2 separate regions of the Homo sapiens genome follow, and region 1 is linked to region 2. A link is a loop called in an ENCODE intact Hi-C map of the cell type or tissue named here. Cell type or tissue: K562. All regions are shown on one strand. Links, peaks and the distances in the headings refer to the core of each region. The heading gives the core; the rest is flanking DNA.

What was found. Peaks named below come from ENCODE experiments on the same cell type or tissue, not always from the same donor. Only the 100,000 strongest peaks of a DNase experiment are listed, where the experiment ranks them.
Region 1: it touches region 2 in a loop (4-fold over the local background); 3 of 110 quality-filtered maps call a loop at or near these places.

What each region holds. Positions count from the first base shown.
Region 1 is chr1:52,340,116-52,352,187 of GRCh38, reverse strand. It overlaps ZFYVE9 (zinc finger FYVE-type containing 9), which reads right to left. Exons shown (of 19, transcript NM_004799.4): 17 at 11,957-12,062; 18 at 7,244-7,420; 19 at 5,554-6,128. The coding sequence ends at 5,967. It overlaps CC2D1B (coiled-coil and C2 domain containing 1B), which reads left to right. Exons shown (of 25, transcript NM_001330585.2): 25 at 1-1,591. Among named protein-coding and RNA genes, the nearest start is that of CC2D1B, 20 kb to the left of the region's middle. RefSeq lists enhancers at 38-1,011, 917-1,211, 1,012-1,986. In K562, for the core only: a CTCF peak has its summit at 3,351 (motif pointing right); a DNase peak (open chromatin) is centred at 3,324.
Region 2 is chr1:51,889,691-51,905,937 of GRCh38, reverse strand. No RefSeq gene overlaps it. Among named protein-coding and RNA genes, the nearest start is that of NRDC, 19 kb to the right of the region's middle. RefSeq lists an enhancer at 7,412-8,611. In K562, for the core only: a CTCF peak has its summit at 8,900 (motif pointing left); a DNase peak (open chromatin) is centred at 8,887; H3K27me3 peaks cover 1,519 bases.

The sequences.
Region 1 (12,072 bases), core at 1-8,000, 450 kb before region 2:
CCCCATCTTCCCCCACCCCCTTTTTGAATTATTAATTCAAGATCAACAAAGCATTCCTCAAGATCACTTTTAAAAAAGGTTAGAAGTGAAGCAAATACATTCAGCTTACTGATCACTATAGTATTGCATAAGCACAGCTCAAGAACTGAGCTTTGTATGTGTCCTTTTGGGGGATAACAGGGCTGGACCATGCTTCCCTGCCCTTAAACGCAGAGCTTTTAGTGGGTCACAGAGCGGGAACTACACACAAGTGACTTTTTTCCCCATGAGCCCTCTGGCCGATTTTTTTTTTTTTTTTTTTTTTGAGACAGAGTAGCTCTCTGCCAGCCAGGCTGGAGTGCAGTGGCATGATCTCAGCTCGCTGCAACCCCCACCTCCCAGGTTCAAGCGATTCTCCTGTGTCAGTCTCCTGAGTAGCTGGGATTACAGGCACCCACCACTATGCCCAGCTAATTTTTTTATTTTTAGTAGAGACGGTGTTTCACCATGTTGGTCAGGCTGGTCTCGAACTCCTGACCTCATGATCCACCCACCTCAGCCTCCCAAAGTGCTGGGATTACAGGTGTGAGCCACCGCACCCGGCTGGCCAATCTTATCAGAAGTGAGCTACCAAAACTTCCACAGATGTGAGATTTAACACTTAATTGCAGTCACGTGTATGCAACACAGCAATAATCTAGAATGAAAAGGAGGGTGATTAGCCTTCATAAGATGACCTATAGAGCAAAGAAAGGTGACTGGAAGGGTTCCTAACCCAACCTACTCCCCTTAGGGTGTGTATCCAACCCAGTGCTTCCTAAGAGGGTTACGGACCACTGTGGTTATCCTCTAAAGTTCCAGCCAGCTCTAGGAGTTTCTAAATTCAGGCCTCTGTTGGAAATGGCCTATTTCGATAGATAGAAAGTTTTCTATAGCTCTAAAGGTTTCTCCTTTGCAACCCATTCAATTTCAGTCTGCTGCTTTGCTCTTTCAAAACAGAACCTCCAGGCTGACGAGGCAAGACAAAGCCTCCCACCAGACTTGGAGATTGAAGTTCTTAAAAGGCCTTTGTTGTAGCCAAAGGCATGCATGCGTCACTGGTAGTAGGAGGAGCCTGTCCCAGCTTCATCTTGTCCTGAGATTTATCCACATACAGGAAACAGGCGGGACACAGTGGCTCACGCCTGTAATCCCACCACTTTGGAAAGCTGAGGCAGGTGGATCACCTGAGGTCAGGAATTCAAGACCAGCCTGGCCAACATGGTGAAACCCCGTCTCCACTAAAAACAAAAACAATTAGCTGGGCATGGTGGCCGGCGCCTGTAATCCCAGCTACTAGGGAGGCTGAGACACACGAATCCCTTGAGCCCAGGAAGCAGAGGTTGCAGTGAGCCTCGATTGTACCACTGCACTCCAGCCTGGGCGACAGAGCAAGACTCTGTCTCAAAACAAACACAAATACAGTATCCAAACATTGGAGATTAGTGACTCACCTGCAGTTGGGAGCCAGCTACAACCCAAATCATTTTAAAATTTTCAATTCTTTGATCTCATGCAATGCACACTTTCTTCTGAATTAGCAAACTGAATAAACTACAGAAATTTTTTAGAATCAAGAAGTCTTGCTTACAATTAAAGGGCAAACTCCTGTGACTCTAACATTTTTCCTTTCTCACAGCACCATTCTGAAATTTGCATTGTTGCTTCTGGATTTTGAAGCCTTGTTTTCCAAGTATTTGTGGGCAGCTCCTAAAAGACTTTGTCCCTTAAGTAAGGGCAGCTGCTTTCAGGATGAAACCATGCGACTGAGACTGGCAGATCCTGGGAGCTTGCACCTGGGTCAGCTCCACAGATGGATTCGTTTCTTCTCTGCCTCAGCTGCCCAGGCTCTAAAATGGCATCATTTCTCCCTACTTCTTAGCCCTTCTGACTACATACAATCCCTGAATTCCCATTGCCATGATTATTATTTTTGCATTATAAAAATAGAAACCGGCCAGGCACGGTGGCTCATGCCTGTAATCCCAGCACTTTGGGAGGCCAAGGTGGGCAGATCACCTGAGGTCAGGAGTTCGAGACCAACTTGACCAATGTGAAACCCCATCTCTTTTAAAAATACAAAATTAGCTGGGCGTGGTGGTGCATGACTGTAATCCCAGATACTGCGCAGGCTGAGGCAGGAGAATCACTTGAACCCGGGAGGCGGTGGTTGCAGTGAGCCGAGATAGTGCCATTGCACTCCAGTCTGGGCAACAAGAGCAAAACTCCGACCTCAAAAAAAAAAAAAATAGAAACATCATTACAAACTTGCTAATTCCAGAAACAATGTTCAGCAGGTTGATTGTTGTTTGAAATGTGTTAAATGCATAAATTATTTCCCAGGTGACCAGTTATCTAGAGGTAAACTTAACTGAAAATCTTGGGCCCACCAGTGCTCAGGAACCACTGTGGCTGGGGGAAGACAAGACGTGGGAATTTACAGAGGCATAATTTCAAATCTGTAGCCCTAGAGTCCAGTAGTTCCTCAGAAGATGTTGATAAAAATACATTGCCTAGCATTTGATAAGCATTTAATAATTTTAAAAAATTTAATAAATTACCAGAATGGCAATTCTATTCCTCTTAAGTATAGAAGGATCGCTGTATCTCAATCTTTAAGTTTACAATCCAGAAGATTTGCCTATTTCGAAATGTGGTTCAGCCCCTTGCTTTATATAATTCTTACAATATACATTGTATAAAAGCAAGGATAAACAAGGAAAACAATTAACTATCATTGGCTATTTTATGCCCAATTCCACAAATGATTTTACTAAACACAGAGGACATTTGATGCAGCTGAGAAAGGATCTGAGGGCCAGAGTTTGTCCTTAGTGGGAGAATTTAAAAGCTTGCACTGAACCAGAATAAATAAGTACAATGGCAAGCAGGAAGATAAACCACAGGAAAACAGGACCAGTCCCTGTAGAAGTTCCAGACTTTTGAGGTATGTTCAGACAAAGCTGGCTATTAGACCAAAAATAAGCTGCCCCTGTTAACAAGTGCTTCCTGTTCTTGTCAGGTTTGGAGGTAGTGGTTACCAGGGCTCGGTCCTGACAAGCTGCTGCTCTGTGGGCCAAGCTTCCCCTTAGAAGCTCTGAGTACCTCTGAGCCTGTGGGAAAGGTCACAGTAAGAGTTCTGTGCAACCACCGTCGGTAAAACCTTTGGAGAGGCAGATGTCGACTATAAGCTCCCACCTCAGAGAGCAGGATGAACCTACCCAGATGTTTCCCAGGCCAGGCCTTTAGGCCTCTGGAAAACAGCTGCTGCCGCAAACACAGCTCCACAGCCTGCTGTTGCCTCGTGCTAAACCCAGCACTAGCCACTGGGGAGCAGCCTGTCGCTGTCCCACAGGCCTGCGCTAGCTTCCAGGGAATTCTTGGAGCTGTACTAATACTGCAGAAAAACTAGTTTAGCCTTGGCTTTCAGAAGATGCCAGTGACAATGGAGTACATTGCCCTAAAGCAGTATTTTCAAAATGTGCATTGTGGAATCCATTTGGTCTAAGATCAAAATAAATTTTTAATGAAACAGAAAAAGGTCAGAGTGCATCACACATATCATGGATAAACCAGATTTTGGTTTCTAATACCACTCCCATTAAAAGAAGCCAGGGCTCCTTGCAGAAATAGCTGATTCCAGGGCTAGGGCAGGATAAGCACAAGATAAGCCTGAAGCATCTTGTTAGGATAGAAATAAAAAAGAAGTACTCAAAAAAAAAAAAAAAAAAAATAGCATATCACCAGGATGTAGGAGCCAGCTTGAAGGGTCTCTTGTCTAGCTAAAGCTGAGACCATTTGTGCACCAAAATAATGAATTGGAACCACTGAAAAAGGCCAGGCTTGGTGGCTCATGCCTGTAATCCCAGCACTTTGGGAGGCCAAGGTGGGGGGTTTGCTTGAGCCCAGAAGTTTGAGGCTGCAGTGAGCTAAGATTGTGCCACTGCACTCCAGCATGGGTGACAGAGTGAGACACTGTTTCAAAACAAAACAAAGCAAAACAACAGTCCATGAGTGTATAATGAAAATTAAATGAATAAATTGGGAAGGAAGGGCTTCTGCTTATAGTAGATTACCAAGTGCAACCTGTAAAGCTGGAGAATGCGCTAGAATTGGAAAATCATTTTGCAAACATAGTAAAAGATCAGTGCAGGTAAGAAACATCAATGCATGCTAATTTAACGGGACACTTTCATAGGCAAGAGATTTGCATGGTCTGAAAGTCTACATATACTGGTTATAAGTTCCAGGTAGGGGGATATACAGAGAAGTTGGACACCTTGACCAAGTGATCAAAATTTACCACTATCAATGAGGGGGCAGATGGATATCAAGTCATTATGGGCAAAAACACATAAACTGATTCTAAATATGAGGAAATATCAAACTGAGTTGTTTTCTGTTAAAAAAAAAAAAACAGGGTGGGGTTGGGGGTGGCTACATTCACCAAAAATATCAATGAGGCTGAGTGCGGTGGCTCACACCTGTAATCCTAGCAGTTTGGGAGGCAGAGGATGGCGGATCACTTGAGATCAGGAGTTGGGAGGCAGAGGATGGCGGATCACTTGAGCTCAGGCCTGGCCAACATGGTGAAACCCTGTCTCTACTAAAAATACAAAAAAATTATCTGGGGGTGGTGGCGGGCGTCTGTAATCCCAGCTACTCCGGAGGCTGAAGCAGGAGAATCGCTTCAACCTGGGAGGCGGAGATTGCAGTGAGCCGAGATTGCACCACTGCACTCCAGCCTGGGTGACAGAGCGAGACTCCGTCTCAAAAAAAATACATATCAATGACATAAAAGATCAAGATGAGTCATGACAGCCATAGCCATGTCTGATTCTATACTGGAAGGTTTACTGGAGGGAAAAAATGCTACAAAGAACATCACTGGGCAGATGCCAGGTTAAAGTATCAAATCCATGTTTGACTGAAGTAGAGAACTGTCCTACAGTTGTGTAAGAGAATATCCTTATTTTTAGGAAATAAGCATTTAGGAGGAAAGGCCTATGATGTACGCAATTTACTCTCAAATGCCTCAATTTTTTATGGAGAAGGAGAAAGGGAGAGAGAAACCCTGACAAATCAAATGGGACAAAATGTTAATAAGTGAACAAGAGGGGAATCTGGGTAAAGTGTGCGTGGGGTTTTTTGTACTTTCAACTTCCTAGAAGTTTAAATTATTTCTCAATAAAATGTATTTTTAAATTCCTCCAGTATTTATAACTAAAAATGTCCTGGGTGTATTCCATCAGCATTCACAGAAATACCCAGTTGAATACCTGCCATCCACACGGGCAGATCTCCAGCAATCCTGAACTCACCTCTGCTCTCCACATGACATTTACACTGAGTTGCCCTTCCGAAACTGGAAGAGTAGATTAAGCCCTTGAGTCTTCGATTCACTTCAATGAATAATCTGGTAAAAACAAAAATCTAAGTGTGACTTCTACTTGATAAACAGCTGTGATGTAACTGGGACAAGATCAGTGTGGAATTATCCTTTTTATACCAATTCTGTACAAAGAGTGCAAGAACTGATGCTTTATATTTTATTTCCCCTCTGCCCTCCCATCCCACCCTTGGTGATGGTTGTACCCATTTGAGCATTTCTGAGCACATGACCATAAGTAAATCTTGAGAGAGGAGCGGAATTCTTGTCTAAACAGTAACAGAAGGGGATTAGCTGCAAGGATAGCATAACTGTTGTGCAGGAACAGAAGCTGCCCAGATCTTCTTGGTGGACAATGCATAGAAGACTTAGAATTATGGAACATCGGTCCCCCCAACCACCCTTTCCCACCCGTCTCCCAAACCCCCACTCCCACCCTATTCCCCACCCCATTAATAGTGTTAACAAAAGCTTAATCTTCCAGTTTTAAAGTGCAAATGATTTGGGTATGACTGCTGTTGCAACAAGTCTGAACAGAAAAAAATGAAGTCTTCTCTGTTTATACGATGTTTTCCAGAATATAAAAGATGAGTTCCATGACAACGGGGCCCTCACTAAGCTGGCAGGCCCCTCCATGGATCACCGGCACCAAGGCGCTGTCCAGATCATTCATGTACTGCGAGGGAAGGGGCTGGCCATTGCTCCCTGCTTGATAGCCAACCTATACCACAGAGAGAAAAGGAGGAGAGGTTACTGAACAGAGAAGGCCTCTCCAGGGCTGAGGGCAAGGAGGCTGAGCAGGAAAGGAGATGTCCTTTTTGGCCATAGGCTAAACATATGGCAGTGAATACAAATTTATCCTCTTTTCTGGGTGATCACTTATCCTGTTGTTTACTCCTCCTGACCACTTGACAACCATGAGGCACTGGGTAAGCCACTTAACCTGTTATGGTCTTAGTTTTCTGGGGAAGGGTAGAGGTGTGTAAAAAGGTATGGAGTATCAGAAATAATACCTTAATCTTTGGTTGTGAAAATTAAAATGAGAAATACACAATGTACAGCTCCCTAACCTAGTAGGAACTGAATATTTGTTCTTGCATCCATCTGTTCATCCATGCACCATTCTGAGCAACTACAAATGCAGGGATCCAAAGATGAATGTAACAGGGCCCTGCCCTCAAGAGGCTCACATATTTAGCAGAAAAATGCTTGTTCTTTGTTTTATGTGAGATAGGACCAGAATACTTCATTAGTATAGCATTGGGCAAGCCGTTAAGCAGAAAATAAATATTTGTTGATTGATGACTAGTCAGGAACTGGGGCCAGACACAGAACCTTTCATCATTCCCTGATAATGGCACAACCCTGTGATCAGGAACCAGTTTCTCCTCATAAGCACTCAGGCCAGAAGCAGCTTGCTGGGCAGAATTAACACTCACTCAGTGGGGAAGGGGGATCAAGCTGAGCCTACACCCAAGTTCCAAGTGACTCGGAGCTAAAGGGTTGAGGGAACAGAGAGGTCTGGCAATTTGTAAACATCAAGGCAGGACCTGGCAGGTCCTACCACATGCTCCCCTCTTTACCCCACACTAAGAAGGAAACCAGCTCCTTGGAAGGCATGCAGGTGAAGAAGCCACAGTTCAAATGGTTCTGAGAGAATCTGACCAAGCATCACATGTGGGTATAGTACTATTAAAGAGAGGGCCAAAAACACTATATCCAGTCAGGCCAGAAGGTCGGAGAATTAAGCTCTCTGGGGTGATGCAGAAAAACTCACGTCAGAAATACAGACGTTGCCCAAGGCCAGCTTTAAAAGCTGCGGAAGACACATCATACCTGATCTGAGTCAAGTGTCACACGTAGTCCCAGTTTGGTCATTCCATCTTCCTTCAGAAGTTTCAGGTGAGGACAGAGAGCAAGGCAAAAAGCTTTGGCAACATGCTCAGTCAATCTACTGTGATCTGCAGGATCACTGAGGCAATTGTGCTGGTCATCGTTTTCTAGGAAAAACACCTGTTCCCCAAACAAAAGAGACTTTTAAACTTGTGCCTAGATTTTGGGAGAAGTAGATTAGCTCACTGTATATGAGCACCCTGATTCTCCAAGATGTGCAAGAAGACATGACAGGAACAGGACACCATAAAGTCCCTGGTCCAGGAAAAGTTGGGCATTTGTCTTCCACCTAAAAAAAAAACAATCCCTGTCTCTCCATCTCTGCATCCACAAAATGACAGCAGCAGCCTGCCTAACTCCCTGCAAGCCTCCATGGTTGCAATGGCACATTCTTCTCAGAACTAGAAAAGGCCTCCATTTTGCATTGTATGCCACTAAAAGGTAATCCCTGTATGTGGACAATTTACCTAGAAAATGATCTTAAGTCTAAGAGAATGGCTCTTATAGCTGACGTGACCCAGCTGCTTTATTTTACAATTAGTCTTAGAAGGGAATTGACTGGCTCAAGGGCACAGAAGAATTTAAGAGACAGAGGAAGAGCCAGGCTGAGCCTGGCATCTGAGCCTTTTATTGCAGAGCTTTTTCCACCACACAGCCCTGCCACTATAGAGGCGGGAACTGTGTCAGCACTGTGCACAGGCAGAAGTGGAACACACTTGGAACTGATGACCTAAGTCCTAGCACCATAGAGGAAGGGTCATGAGCAAGTCCGTTAGAGGACTAAAGGAAGTTAAAGGACTTTTTTTTTTTTTTTTTGGAAACAAAGTCTCACTCTGTCACCAGGCTGGAGTGCAGTGGCATGACCTCTGCCCACTGCAACCTTTGCCTCTTAGGTTCAAGTGATTCTCCTGCTTCAGCCTCCTGAGTAGCTGGGATTACAGGCATGTGCCGCCATGCCTGGCTAATTTTTGTATTTTTAGTAGAGATGGGGTTTCACCATGTTGGCCAGGCTGGTCTTGAACTCCTGACCTCAGGTGATCTGTCCACCTCGGCCTCCCAAAGAGCTGGGATTACAGGCATGAACCACCGCACCTGGCCCAAAGGACTTACTTTATTTTTTTTTTGAGATGGAGTCTCAACTCTGTTGCCCACCGCCCAGGCTGGAGTGCGGTGGTGCGATCTCAGTTCAGTGCAACCTCCACCTCCTGGGTTCCAGCAATTCTCTTGCCTTAGCCTCCCAAGTAACTGGGACTACAAGTGTGCACCACCACACCTGGCTAATTTTTATATTTTTAGTAGAGACGGGGTTTCACCATGTTGGCCAGGTTGGCCTTGAACTCCTGACCTTAGGTGATCCTCCTGCCTCAGCCTCCCAAAGTGCTACGATTACAGGTGTGAGCCACCGCACCCGGCCCAAAGGACTTCTTTTTTTCTTTTTTTTTGAGATGGAGTCTCGCTCTATTGCCCAGGCTGGAGTGCAATGGCACGATCTCGGCTCACTGCAGCCTCCACCTCCCAGGTTCAAGCGATTCTCCTGCCTCAGCTTCCCAAGTAGCTAGGATTACAGGAGCCTGCCACCAAGCCAGACTAATTTTTGTATTTTTAGTAGAGATGGGGTTTCACCATGCTGGCCAGGCTGAGGACTTCTTAATAATTAATTTGTCTCGGCCGGGCACGGTGGCTCATGCCTGTAATCCCAGCACTTTGGGAGGCCAAGGAGGGTGGATCACAAGGTCAGGAGATCAAGATCATCCTGGCTAACACGGTGAAACCCCGTCTCTACTAAAAATACAAAAAACAAAAAACAAAAAAAATTAGCCGGGCGTGGTGGCAGGTGCCTATGGTCCCAGCTGCTCAGGAGGCTGAGGCAGGAGAATGGCGTGGACCTGGGAGGTGGAGCTTGCAGTGAGCCAAGATCACACCACTGCACTCCAGCCTGGGTGACAGAGTGAGACTCCGTCTCAAAAAAAAAAAAATTAATTTGCCTCTGTAAAGTGGAAAGCACCTGACTTCTCTGGTTATTGTAAAGATAAAACTATATAAAGGCAAAATATAAGGCCGGGTGCGGTGGCTCACACCTGTAATCCCAGTACTTTGGGAGGCCGAGGCGGGCAGATCACAAGGTCAGGAGTTTGAGACCAGCCTGGCCAACATGGTGAAACCCTGTCTACTAAAAATACAAAAGTTAGCTGGGTGTAGTGGCACATGCCTGTAGTCCCAGCTACTCAGAAAGCTGAGGCAGGAGAATCGCCTGAACCCAGGAGGCAGAGGTTGCAGTCAGCCGAGATTGCACCATTGCAATCCAGCCTGGGTGACAAGAGCGAGACTCCGTCTCAAAAAAAAAAAAAAAGGCACTTTGGGAGGCCAAGACGGGCGGATTGCGAGGTCAGGAGATCGAGACCATCCTGGCTAACACGGTGAAACCTCATCTCTACTAAAAATACAAAAAAAAAAATTAGTCGGGCGTGGTAGCGGGCGCCTGTAATCCCAGCTACTCAGGAGGCTGAGGCAGGAGAATGGTGTGTACCCGGGAGGCGGAGCTTGCAGTGAGCCGAGATTGCGCCACTGCACTGCCGTCTGGGCGACAGAGCGAGACTCTGTCTCAAAAAAAAAAAAAAAAGGCAAAATATAAAAGACACAGAAATGCAAATACACGATGTTTCTATATAGCAACCCCTAGCTTACTGCTCCATAAGGAACTTACACTGAGAGGACTACAAAGGAGGCAGCTCCGAAGCCCCGTACCTGGATGCACTGGAGAGTGGTGGCATGAAATGACCGAGTGGGAGTCAGGAGACCTGAGCGCTGGCCCCTGCTCTGCCATTAACCAACATCAGTCACAAAGTTACAGTCACATGACCTGTTTGAGCCTGTCTTCTCATCTGCATCTTAGGATGGGTAGCTTGCCTACCTCACTGCTACTGGGGAGCAAAAAGGAGGGAACAGAGGTCAAACTGCTTTATAAGCCATAAAGTGTTTTACACGTTCCAGACTCTGCACTGCTCAAAATGTGTCAAAGGGACGAATCATTACATAGCAAGCAACTAAAATCCCTTGGCTGCATATGAAATCATGGAGCCTGTTATGCAGGATGAGTCCCTTAGGACTACTGCTCAGAACTGGAGAACCAGGTCTCATCTCTGCTATCAGGAACTAGCCATATGAATTTGAGTAAGAGATTTAACAACCCTGGGTCTCTGTTTCCTTTTGTGTGAAATGGAAAAGCCAGAAGTCGTAGAATTTTTTTAAAAAAACATAAGAGTTTCAAAGCTGAAAAGAATCCTAGAGATCTTATAATTTAATCCTTTACAAATGAGCATACATGAGGTTCAAAAGTAATAAAGGGATCTAAGATCTACCAGCTTACGAGAACTTTTAAAATTTTTTTCGTATTTTATTTTTTCTCAGACCTCTTGGGGATGAAGAGAATAAACTTTCTGATCTATATGACATGTACATACAAAAAAGGGTCACTGCCCTGCTCCTCTCATTCCCAGGTGAGCCTCTAATACAGCTTTCAAGTTAAGGAGCAAATTAATACAGTGGGAAAGAGCTTAGGAGTTGGCCAGATCTGGGTTTTAATCAGGATTTTATCATTATTTATTTGCCTTGTAATCTTGAGCAAGTTAATTAGTCTCTGAGCTTTAGTTTTGTTTGTTTGTTTTTGGAGACGGAGTTTCGCTCTTGTTGCCCAGGCTGGCGTGCAATGGCACAATCTCGGCTCACCACAACCTCCACCACCCAGGTTCAAGCGATTCTCCCACCTCAGCCTCCTGAGTAGCTGGGATTACAGGCATGCACCACCATGCCCGGCTAATTTTGTATTTTTAGTAGAGACGGGGTTTCTCCATGTTGGTAGGGCTGGTCTCAAACTCCAGACCTCAGGTGATCTGCTCACCTTGGTCTCCCTCAAAGTGCTGGGATTACAGGCGTGAGCCACCACACCCGGCCTAGTTTTTTTTTTTTTTTTTTTTTTTTTTTTTGAGACGGAGTCTTGCTCTGTTGCCTAGGCTGGATGGAGTGCAGTGGCGTGATCTCGGCTCACTGTAACCTCTGCCTCCCGGGTTCAAGTGATTCCCATGCCTCAGCCTCTCAGGCAGCTGGGACTACAGGTGTGCACCACCATGCCTCGGCTAATTTTTGTATTTTTAGTGGGTATGGGGTTTCACCATGTTACCCAGGCTGGTCTTGAATTCCTGACCTCAAGTGATCCACCCACCTCAGCCTCCCAAAATGCTGGGATTACAGGTGTAAGCCACTGTGCCTGGCCTAGTTTTCTTATTAGTGAAATAAGTATTTTTTAAAGACCGTCATGTTATCTAAAATAGTTTATAAGTACAGAATAACTGACCCAGCTTTCTGAAGAATACAGCAAAGATGGAATGTACCACTCAGAGATCTACTCTTCTGGAGTTCCAATGCAAAGAAATATCTAAAAGTTAGTTCACAGGAAGGAGGATACATCAGACAGGTGCAGGCTGCAACTGGCAGCATTTCTTCCTGGTGATTTCAGATAGGAATTGTAGTATAAACGAGAAAGATTTTTCTCAGAGATATTTTTTTCTTATCCTACAAAGTCAACCCAGAATGTGGCTCTTGGCCTAGCAAAAAGTTGTGCTCAAAGTGGGTCAAGTATGCCAAGTTTCATTTCCTTACCTCTGTCCATCTGATTACTTTTCCATTTGCTTTATATTCTGATCCATGGAATATCTTCACATTTGTTATAGTCTCCATGGACTTCCCATCTATAGGACTTACGACACTAAAATAGA
Region 2 (16,247 bases), core at 4,601-12,600:
GCTGTCTCCTCACTAAGCCATGAGCATAGGGGCAGCATCCATCCAGAGCGGGCACAAATGTCTCCATTCTGCACAAAGATGCAGTCATGGGTTGAATTGTATCCTCCCAAAAGATATGTTGAAGCCCTAACCTCTGGTACCTGTGTGTGTGACCTTATTTGGAAATAGCATCTTGGCAGATGTAATCAAGTTAAGATGAGGCCATACTGCATTTGGGTAGACCCTAAATCCAACGACTGATGTCTTTAGAAAAGGGATGAGAGGGAGATTCAGACAGAGGGACAAAGGGAAGAAGGCTTTCCAGGGATGGAGTCAGGGATTGGAGCACTGCAGCCATGAGCCAAGGAATGCAAAGGATTGCTGGCAGCCACCACAGGCAAAGAGATGGGCATGGAGCAGATGCTCCCTCAGAGCCTCCAGATGCATCCAGCCCTGTTGACACCTTGATTTTGGACTTCCAGCTCCAGAACTGTTAAGAGAATCTGTTTCTGTTTTTTGAAGCCACCTAGTTTTGTGGTACTTTGTGACAGCAGCCCTAGGAAAGGAATCCAGGTGCTATATGAGCTAGCAGCAGGCTGAGAGTAAAGCTGCCGCCCGCCCTGCCTCCTCAGTGTCCTGGTGGAAGATAGAAACACTTGAGGTACCCAAGAGATCCCAGCAGAAGTATGAGGGCCTCCTCATGGGCACTACTGCCTGCAATATCCTGGAAGTGCCTGTTTCCTCTACCTTCACACACAAAGTAAACAGTATTTTGAAACTATAGGGCTACCAGAAAAATGAGAGTCAAGCTTTCATTGGTTTGAGAAGATGACTAGGGCACACTTTATTTATTTATTTATTTATTGTTTATTTTGGGGGGCACACTTTAGATGAGAGCCTCTGCATATACTATTCTTTGTACTCCTCTGTCCACCAAGCTCAGTTAGGTACCTCCTCTGGGAAGCCACAGCCCCTTTTCCTTTCCTTTGCCATAGAACTTCCTGTGCCATATTGTAATTTTCTGGTTATCTGTGGAGTAGATTGTCCAATGATGCAGAATACATTTTCCTGTGAAGTGAAACAAATAAGCAGTAGGCAAATAGCCATTAAGGGGTCTGGGGACCTCCTTAAACAAAGGAAATGAGACTCCAGTAGCTTCACCAAGATGCAGAATTGTTGAAGTGTGTTAAGGTAAACCACAGTGGCTCTGAACACAGGCCAGTAGCAGGAACGGGCAACAAGTCCCTGGAATGTCACTTCCTTAGAGAAGTGACCCTATCACATACCTTCATCTTTTTGTTTTGTTTTGTTTTTTGACGTGGAGTCTTGCTCTGTTGCCCAGGCTGGAGTGCAATGGCATGATCTCGACTCACTGCAACCTCTGCCTCCCGTATTTAAGCGATTCTCCCACCTCAGCCTCCAGAGTAGCTGGGATTACAGGCATGTGCCACCATGCCCGGCTAATTTTTGTATTTTTAGTAGAGACAGGATTTCGCCACGTTGGCCAGGTTGGTCTCGAACTTCTGACCTCAGGTGATCTGCCTGCCTCGGCCTCGCAAAGTGCTGGGATTGATTACAGGCGTAAGCCACCACGCCCGGCCTACCTTCATCTTATTTTGTTTTCTTCATTGCATTTATCATCATGAAATTATTTTATTTGTTTCATGAAATTTCCGTGATAACAGAGATCTTGCCTGTTTTGTTCACGCAGTACTGTCAGAGGCCTGGGCAAGTTACTTAGCCTCTGTTTTACTTAAAACCTCTGTTACAAAATCTCTCATTGATAAATGTACCAACCCCTTAGGGTGATTCTGAGGATTAAATGAGTTAATATTAGAACTTAGATCAATTCTAGCTAACATTTATATTGCTCTTACTAGGTTCCAAGCACTATTCTAAGCCCTTTATATATTCATCAATTTAATCCTCACAACAACCTTATTAGACAGGTTCTATTATTATCCTTATGGTAATATTATTATCCCCAATTTATGATGAGGAAACAAAGAGGACAGTTAATCAGCCTAAGGTGATACAGTTAGTAAACACACAGCTGGGATTGAACTCCCAGAGTTTCCACCCTTAACCTCTACATTGTACTTCTGCCTAGTATAAATCCTTCTTGAATGAATACAGTTACCAAGAAAATGGAAATAGATGGAAGCAATGAACTAACTCAGGAATCAGGACAGGTATTGAAGGGGAACAGTGGCTTGGGATGTGTCAGTGATACTGGAATTTGCATCTATTCTAACGGAAAATGGCTATGAGGGTCAATTTACAATGCAGTAAGGAGGAAGGAGCAAGGTAATTCTTGGCTGAGTGTAGCACTGGAGTAGGGTATTGTCTTCCTTCACATCCTGAAGAGCCTCTGAAACCTGGGCAGGGATTCACACTGATAGCAAGAATACGGACTGGTGCTGGAAACACAGCCCCCATCACATCTCATGGGACACATTCAAAGGAACCCACTCCAGCACTGGCAGTAAGAGAAGCAAAGAAGAGGACCTCTCTCAACCATCCACGTTTCAACCTCCTCTGGCCTTGGCAGCTGCACCCAGTGTTTTATGGGATACTACTGGGAGATCCTTTAAGATACAGAGTGTTAGGTGACCCAGCTAGTTATGTGAGTCTTTGCCACCACTAGTAGTGAGCTTCTGGAGGTTGGGGAAGAACGTTTTGTTTCCTTTTCAATCCCCGGGTCCCACACAGGTTCTGGCACATTGAGGGTATCCAATACCCATTTTTTGAATGAAGAGAACCGAATGCTTATTCTGAACAGATGGGATGATACCTAGACAAGGAAGTTGCTGATAACTTAGACGTTTTAGCTGAAGGGTAGTGGTAATGATGGTGTTTTGGAAGGACATTGAAAGAATGGAGAAATCATAGTCTAGCTAGTTCTAGAGAGGTGTGTGAAGAAAACTGTTTAATCCATCACAAATTTAAAGTCCTTCCTGGTCCAAGGTCTTATTTAAATCCTTTCCTAAAATCTCTGCAGTCTGCTTAAGTTGGAGAATTCTTTTCCCTATTTTTATTCAAGAATGAGTTGGTAACAGTAAACAGAGTCCACTATTGCACACCTATTGGAACTGTTTTTCTTTTCTTTTTGGGGGCGAGGGGCAGTGTCAGGGTCTCACTCTGTCACCCAGGTTGGAGTGCAGTGGTGCAATCATAGCTTACTGTAAACTTGAACTACTGGGCTTAAGCAATCCTCCCACCTCAGCCTCCCAAGTAGTTAGAACTCCGGCACATGCCACCATGCCTGGCTAATTCAAAAACAATTTTTTTGAGAGATGGGATCTCGCTATATTGCCCAGGCTGGTCCTGAACTCCTGGCCTCAAGTGATCCTTTCACGTCAATCTCTCAAATTACAGTCATGAGCCACAATCCCCAGCCAGGGAGCCGTTTTTCCAACTCCCAGCTTTTGCAAGAGCTGCCTGAATAAAAATTGTGCCTATAGAAAGGGAGGCCTCTAGCCCCTCCTTAATGGTGTGCTTCTGCTTTGCACAGTGGATATATAGGATGTCTTTGAATCAGCTATTAATTGTCTACATTAAATACTTGGGTTGTCTCTGTATGACTCAATAAACCAACTCTTTAAAAGAACAGTAGCTAAAAATAAGTAGCTATTTTCAACATAGGTGTGTGTGTGTGTGTGTGTGTACAATATGCATATGTATATATATATATATTTTACCCATCACATGAGCAGATTTCTTTACATTATATTAAAAATATGATTCTAGAAATACTTCTGTTCCATAAGACTGCTCAACCTCAGCAAGTTAGATCTGCATAAATATCTCTTGACTACTAGGATCAGCGTCACCCCTTTCCCTTCCTTCACTTGTTCCCTCTTCCAAAGGACTCCACTTATCTTTGTTTGTGCTGCTATAACAAAATACCCAAGACTGGGAAATTTATAAATGGTACAAATTTATTTCCTCACCGTTCTGGAGGCTGGAAAGGCTCCATCACAACTGGTGTCTGGTGAGGGCTATTCTCTGCTTCCAAGATGGCACCTTGTTGCCGCAACCTCTGGAGGGGAGGAATGCTGCATCCCCACAAGGTGGAAAAAACAGAAGGGGCAAAAAGGGCAAACCCTCTCCAGGAAGCAAGCCCCCCCTTTTTTTTGAGATGAAGTCTTGCTCTGTCGCCCAGGCTGGAGTGCAGTGGTACAATCTTGGCTCACTGCAACCTCTGCCTCCTGGGTTCAAGCAATTCTCTTGCCTCAGCCTCCCAAGTAGCTGGAACTACAGGCACCCACCACCACACCTGGCTAATTTTTGTGTTTTTGGTAGAGATGGGGTTTCACCATGTTGGCCAGGCTGGTCTCGAACTCCTGACCTCAGGTGATCCGCCCACCTTGGCCCCCAAAAGTGCTGGGATTACAGGCATGGGCCACTGCGCCCGGTCCCAGCAAGCCCTTTTTTTTTTTTTTTTTTTTTGAGATGGAATCTCACTCTGTTGCCAGGCTGGAGTGCAGTGGCACTCAGGGAATAATTTCCTAGGAGTACTGAGTCATTCATTCATTCAACAAATATTATAGAGTACTTACTATGTGCTTCATATGATGAGAGTAACTAAGGATAAGAGTATGAATCAGGACTAGTGGAGCTTGGCGGGGAGAGACATATAAACCAATAAATGTGATATCAGAGTTAAAGACAGTCATAAAAACAACAAAAGTACTGTGGGCATCCAAAGGAAAGGAAGGGCTGGTTTGATCTCAGGGTTGTCCTCAGCCACAGAGGATGGCACTTTAGAGCTAATATTTCTAAATTCCAACAGGCGCCCCCCTGTTTCTCTGGGATGATTTATTAATAAAGATTTATTAAGAACCAAGTGTGGTGGCTCACGTCTATAATCCCAGCACTTTATTTGGGAGGCTGAGGCAGGTGGATCACCTGAGGTCAGGAGTTCGAGACCAGCTTGGCCAACATGGTGAAACCCCGTCTCTACTAAAAAAAAAAAAAAAAAAATTAGCCAGGCGTGGTGGTGGGCGCCTGTAATCCCAGCTACTTGGGAGGCTGAGGCCTCATCCAGCCCGGGTGACAAGAGCAGGACTTCATCTCAAAAAAAAAAAACAACAAAAAACCTGGCACGGTGGCTCATGCCTGCCATCCCAGCACTTTGGGAGGCCAAGGCAGGTGGATCACCTGATGACAGGAGTTTGAGAACAGCCTGACCAACGTGGTGAAACCCTGTCTCTACTAAAAAAATACAAAAGTAGCCGAGCGTGGTGGCAAGTGCCTGTAATCTCAGCTACTGGGGAGGCTGAGGCAGGAGAATCACTTGAACCCAGGAGGCGGAGGTTGCAGTGAGCCAAGATCGTGCCATTGCACTCCAGCCTGGGCAACAGAGCAAGACTCAGTTTCAAAAAAAAAAAAAAATCTGTATTCATAACCAATGCATCTCATTGCTTCTTGCCCTCAATTGATCCTCCTGGGATTAGCAACAATCTCTCTGAAATTTCTTCATTTTTCCCCATTCCATTGATATTGCTGCAATTTTTTTTTTTTTTTTTTGAGACGGAGTCTCGCTCAGTTGCCCAGGCCGGAGTGCAGTGGCACAGCTCACTGCAAGCTCCGCCTCCCAGGTTCACACCATTCTCCTGCCTCAGCCTCCCGAGTAGCTGGGACTACAGGTGTCTGCTACAACGCACAGCTAATTTTTTGCATTTTTAGTAGAGACGGGGTTTCACCGTATTAGCCAGGATGGTCTCCATCTTCTGACCTTGTGATCCGCCTGCCTCGGCCTCCCAAAGTGCTGGGATTATAGGTATGAGCCACCGTGCCCAGCCTATTGCTGCAATTTACACCATCAACTTACCTCACCAGAAGAGCCTAGTAGTTAAGAACACAGGTTCTGGAAACAGACTATGTAGATTTGAATTCTGGCTCACTAGCTGTGCATTTTTGGGAAAATTACTTAATCGCCTTAATCTCTCTATATCTCAGATTCCACATCTGTAAAGGAGGGATACTTCTTAGGGTTGCTGTGAGAATTAAATGAGTTAATATATATAAACTGCTTAGAAGAATGCCTGGGAGGCAATAAATGCTAGCTACCATACTATTCTTGGTTTCTTTCTGTTTCAGAGTCCTGCAGGAATCAGATGGCACACTCAAACTAGATAATTTGAGGAGTGCTTAATAAAGGAATCATTTACAAAATGAGTGCAGGGTTTAGAGAGACCAAAAAGGGATACAAAATTTCCCCAGTGCTAGCTAGCAACAGCTAGCTAATCATCACTACCCAAAGGTAGTAACAAGGGATGTGGGGGGAGTGATTTGATTACCAGAATCTGAAGAGGGCAGTTGTGTGGCAGATGCTGTCTGCTAAGAGCAGTGACCTTTGGTGGAGAGAAATGTCCTCACACAAAGACTCGCTAGGGAGGGAGGTGGGGGATAAATTATTGGACCTGTCTTTCCCCATGACCTCTGATCTCCTACTGCTATCTCCCAATGCCGGACTCAACCAAAAGCCAGAGGGCAAAGGAGTCCAGCAGGAGCCCACATAGGTCAAACTTCTGGGATATGCAGCAGGTAAGTAGAGGGAGTACAGCAGGTCTTCGAATAATGTCATTATGTTCAACGACGTTTCATTATAACGTTGATGAAAAAAATAGATTCCTGGCAGAGGCCACCGTGTGTGAAGTCTGCACATTCTCCTCATGACTGCGTGGGTTTTCTCTGGGTACTCCAATTTCCTCCCACATCCCAAAAATGTGCACATTAGGTGAACTGGTGTGTCTAAATGGTCCCAGTCTGAGTGAGTGTGGCGTGTGGGAGAGTGTGCCCTGTGAGGGAATGTCGTCCTGTCCAGGACTGGTTCCCGCTTTGTGCTCTGCTTCTGGGATAGGCTCTGGCGACCTGTAACACTGACCTGGAATAATTGGGAAAATAATTATCTTATACTTGTTTTTATTAATCTTTCTTAAATGTATGTATAGCTCACATTTATTATATTTCAAGGTTTAATATTAGAAGTGTTTTGGGTCTTTATTTAGATGTTTGATGTTTCGTGACCAGAAATATGCCATAGGAACTTATTTATATCAATTAGCCTACAGCTAAATTGATTTCTTTATATATTGTTTCCCTTAGTCACGGTTTCCAAGAATCTATCGATGACATTGAAGACTTACTGTATCTGGAGATGCAAACAGAAAATATCTAGCACACCTTCCCCCTAGCCTTGCCCTCCTCCGTTCTTTGTCTTGCAGTCATGAATGATCTTTCTAAAGCAGGAAATGATATTGTTCTGCCTCATCTGATGCATGTTGGTAGCTCCCCCTCTCTCAGGATAAAGTCTATACTCCTTAACATAAAATGCAGGGCTTAATAATTATCTCCAGTTCACCCCTCCAGTTTTAACTCTCGCCATTTTCCTCTCAACCTTTCCGGTTGAGCCATATGCAATTACTTTCAAACCTACAAGAGCATTCCTTTCTTTGACCTTTCTCATGTCCTGGAACTCTGCCTGGAATCATCCTTCTCCCCTTTCATTCTTCTTCACTTAACTAATTCTTACTCATCCTTTATTTATACATAGAAGGGGTTTCTCTTACCCAGCTAGATTTTGGGGGAATCTAAGCTCTGTTTCTGTGGCAATGCTTTTTTTTTTTTAGATGGATTCTCGCTCTTGTCACCAGGCTGGAGTGCAGTGGTGCAATCTCTGCTCATTGCAACCTCCGCCTCCCAGGTTCAAGTGATTCTCCTGCCTCAGCCTCCTGAGTAGCTGGGATTACAGGCATGAGCCATCACACCCGGCCAGTAGCAATGATTTTCTAAGTTCTGAAAGTAGTGGCATGTTAAGGCTGATATTTGGTAGTATTTTCATCTTTTATGCGGATTTTTTTTTATTCTCATGAGGTTCTAATTATATATGATAGGTACTTAGCCTACAAGGCGGTACTGAAAGTAATGAGTTGAGTTTTTAATGAGCTTATCAATATATAACTTCAAAGGGCTCATTTGAAAACCACTGAAACCTAATCTATATTCCTGGAATCTTGGGATGCTAAGATAGACTTCTAGGAGTCTTATTTACATTGAGAAATATGGGAGCTATTTCCCATATTTCCCAATGAGAAATATGGGAGCTATGATAAGTATTCCTTTTGGAAAGATGACTGGGCTCTGACAGACAGGAAATCAGTCACATGAGTGGAATGTAGACAAAACCTGCTTTTGGTCTGTGGGCTGAAGGATGAGAAGAAAATAAAATGTAATAAAGGTTTGTTTTTTCAAAACTATATAGTCATCTTCTATGTACCAGATAACATATTTTCTCCAAGTAGAAGTGAATTCACAATATTAAAGAACTTCTAGGCTGGGCACAGTGGCTCATGCCTGTAATCCTAGCACTTTGAGAAGCCGAGGCGGGAAGATTGCTTGAGCCTGGCCAACATGGTGAAACCACCCACCTCCCCCAAACTCCGACCCCCACAGAACCTCCCCACTTCCCCCACTCCGTCTCTACAAAAAATACAAGAATTAGCTGGGTGTGGTAGCACATGCCTGTGGTCCTAGCTACTTTGGGGGGCTTAGGCAGAAGGATGGCTTGAATCCCAGAGGTAGAGGCTGCAGTGAGCTGAGGTCGTGCCACTGCACTCCAGCATGGGCGACAAAGTGAGACCCTGTCTCAAAACAAAACAAAACCAAAACCAGAACAACATCTATTGAATGCTCCTTTGTCTGACTCTTTTTTTGACAACAAAACCCAAAACAAACAAACAAACAAACAAACAAAAAACCCCAAAGGCTCTCATAATGGAGGAACATGGGTGGTGGTTTAAAGGGAGATAGGATGTGTCCTGGCAAAATCAAGATGGAAAGTCTGCTTCTTCTTCCCCCTTAAGACCAAACATTCTTGTTGAAGAAGACACCCACTTCTGTGTCTCTAGCTCCACCTTGAGGTTTATCAAGAAATCACCTATTCCGGCCACAACGGGTGAATTAGGTTAAAAAGAGCCGAGATCTTTATGCTGTGCCAACAGCTCTTGAACTTGTACTTTGGGCCAGGCTCTGTAATAAGTGCTCTTTGAACATAATGACATTTAATCCTCACAATAATCTTATAACAAATGTATTTTATAATGAGGAAAATTAAGATTAAGAGAGTTTCAAGAATTCAGGACTGGTATAAGATCACACAAGTGGCAGAGTCAGGATTTGAACCCAGCATCTTCTAGGCCTTCGTTTTCGTTCACAAGTGTCTGTGTATACACTCATGTGCACATCTATCACACATGTTTTTCTTTTCCTTTACAACACACCTGTACATCAATCATTTTATTTAATTCTCACAACAACTCTATTAAGTGGGAATTAATATCCCTTTTTGGAAGAAGGTGAGGCTTAGAGAAATAACCTAATTTTCCCTAGGTCATATGGCTCTTAAGCAGTGAGTTTAACCCAGGGCTCCTTTCTCAACTATATGAATAACATGCAACTTCTCAAGCTGACTTGTGATGACTCCTCACAACTTCTTGTCAGTAGCTCCTTGATATTACCAAAGAATTCATCTGAAGACTTGCAAAACCCCCTACTTTAGGAGTGACACTGTAGAACATAATGTCCAAACAAGACACATGTACAATGAGAAGAGTACAGTAAAGCAACATTAAGACGTGGATGAGGTGGGGCACAGTGGCGCACGCCTGTAATCCCAGCACCTTGGCAGGCTGAGGTGGGTGGATCACTTGAGCTCAGGAACTCAAGACCAGTCTGAGAAACATGTTGAAACCCCGACATTACAAAAAATACAAAAATTAGCCAAGGATGGTGGTACACATCTATAGTCCCAGCTACTCGGGAGGCTGATGTGGGAGGATTGCTTGAGCTGGGGAGACAGAGGGACTTGGATGCTATAGGAGATTGACTAGGCTGATTTACTTTTCCCACATTTTCCCACAGACCAGCATCATGGTGCATGATCTAAACTGGCCCTGTAATGTTAAAAATTATTCCAGGTCAGGGACCACTGGGGTTCATCACTTTTGATTAATGGAAATGAATATTAATATTAAATCCATTAAATTCAAAATATATTTAGTGATGGTATGCTCCTACTGCTTGAATTTGCATTTTCTTTCTTTTTTTGTGTGATGTCCTCCTTTTGCCTGCAAACACTTTCTGTCCTTCTGCCAATGAAACAGAAAATTTGAGAGTTGTGAGATAAATGGTAACACCAAGTGCTGGAGGAAAGAAGACAGGTATCTGTCTGTACCTGGAGAGCAGGAGAAAGTTTAGAAACAGGGCTAAAGGACTAGGAAGTATTCTCTAGGTATAAATGTCTGGGTGTTAGGGATGGGAGAGAGTTGAGAGGACCTTCCAGGAAGAGGGAAAAGAAAGGGCAGATACAAGGAAGTCCGCACACAGAGTGGTGTGAGTAGGTTGTGTGGCTCCTGATGGTTGAAGTTTAAAATCAGAAGGGAGATTTGAATAGATGCTTACTTCTCAACAGGCTGCTCTGTTTTCTAAATATACCAGAGCAACAGTAAATAAGCATTTAATGCAAAACTTGCCCTCTTAAAACAGTGACTTTGGGATCATCAAAATTGCATTGTAACTGAAGACAACAGAAGCACAGGGGAGTGAATAGATGACCTCAGGACAGCTTATTCTGGGCTGAGATAGAATACAACATTCTCTCTCACTGCTTTTTTTTTTTTTTTTTTAAGTTCTGGGATACATGTGCTGAACGTGCAGGTTTGTTACATAGGGATACATATGCCATGGTGGTTCGCTGCACTTATCTAACCATCATCTAGGTTTTAAGCCCCGCATGCATTCGGTATTTGTCCTAATGCTGTCCCTCCCCTTGCTCCCCACCCCCTGACAGGCCCCAGTGTGGTGTTCCCCTCCCTGTGTCCATGTGTTCTCATTGTTCAACTCCCACAAACGAGTGAAAACATGCAGTATTTGGTTTTCTGTTCCTGTGTTAGTTTGCGGAGAATGATGGCTTCCAACTTCATGCATGTCCCTGCAAAGGACATGAACTCATCCTTTTTTATGGCTGCATAGTATTCTATGGTGTATATGTGACAATTTTTTTTATCTAGTCTATCTTTGATGGGCATTTGGATTGGTTCCAAGTCTTTGCTATTGTAAATAGTGCTGCAATAAACATAAGTGTGCACATATCTTTATAGTAGAATGATTTATAATCCCTTGGGTACATACCCAGTAATGGGATTGCTGGGTCAAATGGTATTTCTGGTTCTAGATCCTTGAGGAATCACCACACTGTCTTCCACAATGGTTGGACTAATTTACACTCCCACCAACAGTGTAAAAGTGTTCCTGTTTCTCTACATCCTCTCCATCTGTTGTTTCCTGACTTTTTAATGAACGCCATTCTAATTGGCGTGAGATGGTATCTCATTGTGGTTTTGATTTGCATTTCTCTAATGACCAGTGATGATGAGCTTATTTTCATAGGTTTGTTGGCCACATAAATGTCTTCTTTTGCAAAGTGTCTGTTCATATCCTTTGCCCACTTTTTGATGGGGTTGTTTGTTTTTTTCTTGTAAATTTGTTTAAGTTCCTTATAGATTCTGGATATTAGACTTTTGTCAGATGGATAGATTGGCAAAATTTTCTCCCATTCTGTAGGTTGCCTGTTTAGCCTGATGATAGTTTCTTTTGCTGTGCAGAAGCTCTTTAGTTTAATTAGATCCCATTTGTCAATTTTGGCTTTTGTTGCAATTGCTTTTGGTGTTTTAGTCATGAAGTCTTTGCCATGCCTATGTCCTGAATGGTATTGCCTAGGTTTTCTTCTAGAGTTTTTATGGTTTTAGGTTTTAAGTTTAAGTCTTTAATCCATCTTGAGTTAATTTTTGTATAAGGTGTAAGGAAGGGGCCCAGTTTCTGTTTTCTGCATATGGCTAGCCAGTTTTCCCAGTACCATTTATTAAATAGGGAATCCTTTCCCCATTGCTTGCTTTTGTCATGTTCGTTGAAGATCAGGTAGTTGTAGATGTGTGGCATTATTTCTGAGGCCTCTGTTCTGTTCCATTGGTCTACATATCTGTTTTGGTACCAGTACCATGCTGTTTTGGTTACTGTAGCCTTGTAGTATAGTTTGAAATCAGGCAGCGTGTTGCCTCCAGCTTTATTCTTTTTGCTTAGGATTGTCTTGGCTATACAGGCTTCTCTTTTGGTTCTATATGAAATTTAAAGTAGTTTTTTTCTAGTTCTGTGAAGAAAGTCAATGGTGCTTGATGGAAATAGCATTGAATCTATAAATTACTTTGGGCAGTATGTTCATTTCTACGATGTCAATTCTTCCTATCCATGAGGATAAAATGTTTTTCCGTTTGTGTCCTCTCTTATTTCCTTGAGCAGTGGTTTGTAGTTCTCCTTGAAGGGGTCCTTCACATCCCTTTTAAGTTGTATTCCTAGGTATTTTATTCTCTTTATAGCAATTGTGAATGGGAGTTCACTCATGATTTGGCTCTCTGCTTGTCCATTATTGGTGTATAGGAATACTTGTGATTTTTGCACATTGATTTTGTATCCTGAGACTTTGCTGAAGTTGCTTATCAGCTTAAGGAGTTTTTGGGCTGAGACTACGGGGTTTTGTAAATATACCATCATGTTATCTGCAAACAGAGGCAATTTGACTTCTTCTCTTCCTTGAATTTGCATTTTCAAGGCAGTCCATAAAGTGGATAACCCAAATGAATGAATTAACGTTTAAACCACAGGCATTTGATGTAGGCCCTAGGAGTAGCTGTTGGTGACAAAATGGTGTAATGGAAAAGCTGTGAGCTTTGTAGTAGGACCTAAGACTGAATTCCTGCTCTGCCACTTGCTAGCTGTGTGTCCTTGGGCAAGTTATTAATGTTTCTGGCCTCAATTTCCTTACCGTTGAATAAGGAGTCAGTGGACTCAGAGGATATTAACTTTTGTAAATCCGTCTTATTTTTCACAGAAAGTAATTGCTAAAGTTGGTATACCAGTAAACGAATTGTCCTGTTGGAATCTAATGACTGATTTTCAATAGATGGAAGGAGTGGTCACACCATGAGTTAAGGTGCGAAAGCACTCAGGAGACCTTTGGGAAGTGAAATTTTAAAGAACATATACACAATAGGCAGAATAATGGCCTCCCAAGGATGTCTACGTCCTAATTCCTGGAATCTGTGAATATGTTAAGATATATGGCAAAGGAGAATGAAAATTGCTGAAGAAATTAAGGTTACTAATGAGCTGAATAGGGAGATTATCTTGGATTATTGGAGTTGGCCCAACGTAATCTCAAGCATCCTTAAAAGTAAAATAGGCCAGGCATAGTGGCTCACGCCTGTAATCCTAGCACTCTGGGAGGCCAAGGTGGGCGGATCATGAGATCAGGAGATCGAGACCATCCTGACTAACACGGTGAGACCTGTCTCTACTAAAAATACAAAAAATTAGCGGGGCATGGTGGCGGGCACCTGTAGTCCCAGCTACTCAGGAGGCCGAGGCAGGAGAATCGCTTGAACCCGGGAGATGGAGGTTGTAGTGAGCCGAGATTGTGCCACTGCACTCCAGCCTGGGCAACAGAGCGAGACACTGTCAAAAAAAAAAAAAAAGTAAAATAGAGAGTCAGAGGAAGATACACTATGGAAGAAAGACAGAGAGATGCAGTGTTGCTTTGAAGATGGAGGAAGAAGAACACACGCTAAAGAATGTGAGCAACATCTGGAAGCTGGAAATAGCAAGGAAACAGACAATCTCCTGGAGCCTTTAGAAAAGAATGCAACTCTGCCGACCCCTTAATTTTAGGCCAGTGAGAACTGTGTCGGACTTCTACAGAACTGTGAAATAATACATTTGTATTGTTTAAGCCACTACGTTTGTGGTAATTTGTTACAGCAGTAATAGAAAACTAATACAACCCACATAAGTCCATCACTGTGTCCAGACTTGTTACCTGTTTCCTATAGTGGAGTGGAAAAACCACTGGACTTGGAAGCTGTGGGGTTTTTTTTGTTTTGTTTCTTGTTTTTTGTTTTTGAGATGGAGTCTTGCTCTGTTGCCCAGGCTGGAGTGCAGTGGCACGATGTTGGCTTATTGTAACCTCCACCTCCCGGGTTCAAGCAATTCTCTGCCTCAGCCTCCCGAGTAGCTGGGATTACAGGTGCCCTCTGCCACGCCTGGCTAATTTTTATATTTCTAGTAGAGATAGGGTTTCACCATCTTGGCCAGGCTGGTCTTGAACTCCTGACCTCGTGATCCACCCACCTCTGCCTCCCAAAGTGCTGGGATTACAGGCGTGAGCCCCTGCGCCCAGCCAATGCATCCTATGCATGTAGGAAATTATTATTTACAGTGCCTGATACATAGTTGGTATGCAAAAAGCATTTGCTAAGTGAGACTAATTATTACTTGACAGTCCTTGGGATGTGGAAATGTGATTGCAAAACATGTGTTAGGTACTTTGGGAAGGAAAAGAGATCATATATGGCATCTACTCCTAAATTAATTACAATATAATTAGGGAGGCAATATTCATGAGAAGATTTAAACAGGAGTTCAAAATTTATATAAGACAATAGTACAAGAGAAGTCACAGGTTATATATGATTTACTGCCAAGGAAATGATACCAACAACATGTATCCCAAGTTCAGGTATGGAATGGATATGGGCTGTAATAGTCAAAGTTCAGGTATGGAATGAGTGTGGGCTGTAATAGTCAAAGAAGGCTTCTATGAGGAGGTAGGTCAACCAGACTGGAGCACAGTAGGATCTTGGAGAGTGTGGGTAGAGGAAGAATAATCACTACTGTTACCCCCACAAACACCATTTTTCTGCCCCCAATTTCAGGAATTTACATTGTTCATTTAAGACACTGATAGTTCCAGTGTTTCAAATGGTACCCTTTTTGTCTCCCTTCTGTAACATTTTTCCTTTTAATTTTGAAATAATCTCCAACTTACAGGAAAGTAACAAGAACAGTACAAAGAAGTATTTTTTTCCCCTCTGAACCTTTCGAGAGTAGGTTACCCCTATGATGTTCCATCATTCACAAATTCTCAAAATCAGGAAATCAACATTGATGTATTACTATCATCTAATCCACAGAACCCATTCAAGTTTAAGCAGTTATCCCAATAATGTCATTGAAAGTGATGCATTTAGTTATGTCTCATTAATCTTTAATCAGAACAATTCTTTAGTCTTTCTTCGACTTTCATGACCTTGCTACTTGTAAAGATTATAGGTGAGTTATTTTATAGAATATCCCTCAATTTGATTTGTCTGGTGTTTCTTCTTGATTAGATTCAAGTTACGCATTTTGGGCAGGAATAGCACAGAAGGCATGCTGGGTTTTTCCTCGTGACATACTGTCAGGCTATAGCAATTTCAATTTGTCTCCTTACTAATAATATTAGTTTACAGATTAAGTGGTGTTTGCCAGGTTTTTCCACTGTTAAGTTATTCTTTGTCCCTTCTTAATTAATAAGTATTTTGTGAAGAGGTACTTTGAGACTATGTAAATATTCCATTCCTCATCAGATGTGTACCAAGAAGTTTAGCATACATAGATGTTTCTTGGTTGATTTATTACTGTTATGGTTGCCAAATGGGGATTTTCTAATTCCATCATTGCTTGTACATTTATTGTTGGTATTATACTGTAACAAAAAGTTTTCTTCTTTCATTCATTCATTCAGCAGTTTAGACACATTAATTCCCATTAATACTATTGTTATTTATTTTGAGGCTCAAATTGTCCACATTCTGGCCCTGGGAGTGAGAGTCCCTCCAAGCTGGACTCTGTGTCTTTTTGATATGTTCTCATTATTCTATGAATACTTCTTTACTTTGTGGCTTAGCAAGATGTTCCAGGTTCATCTTGTACCTTCTCTGCCCTAGCCTTGGAATCAGTCATTTCTCCAGGAAGCTTTGGTTCTTTTTATTGGAAAATGGCCTTTTAGTGCAAAATGCATTTGGAAACCAAAATGGAGGTGTTAGGTATGCTCATTGCTGTTGGGGTGTCACTGCTCCTAGGTCCTCTTAGTGAACATAGCTAGAAAATATATGTATGTATATACATACTCACATACACATACACACACACATTTTATTATTATTTTTGAGACAGAGTCTTGCATTGTCACCCAGGCTGGAGTGCAGTGGTGCAATCTCGGCTCACTGCAACCTCCACCTCCCGGGTTCAAGCAATTCTCCTGCCTCAGCCTCCCAAGTAGCTGAGACTATAGGCGGGTGCCACCACGCCAGGCTAGTTTTTGTATTTTTAGT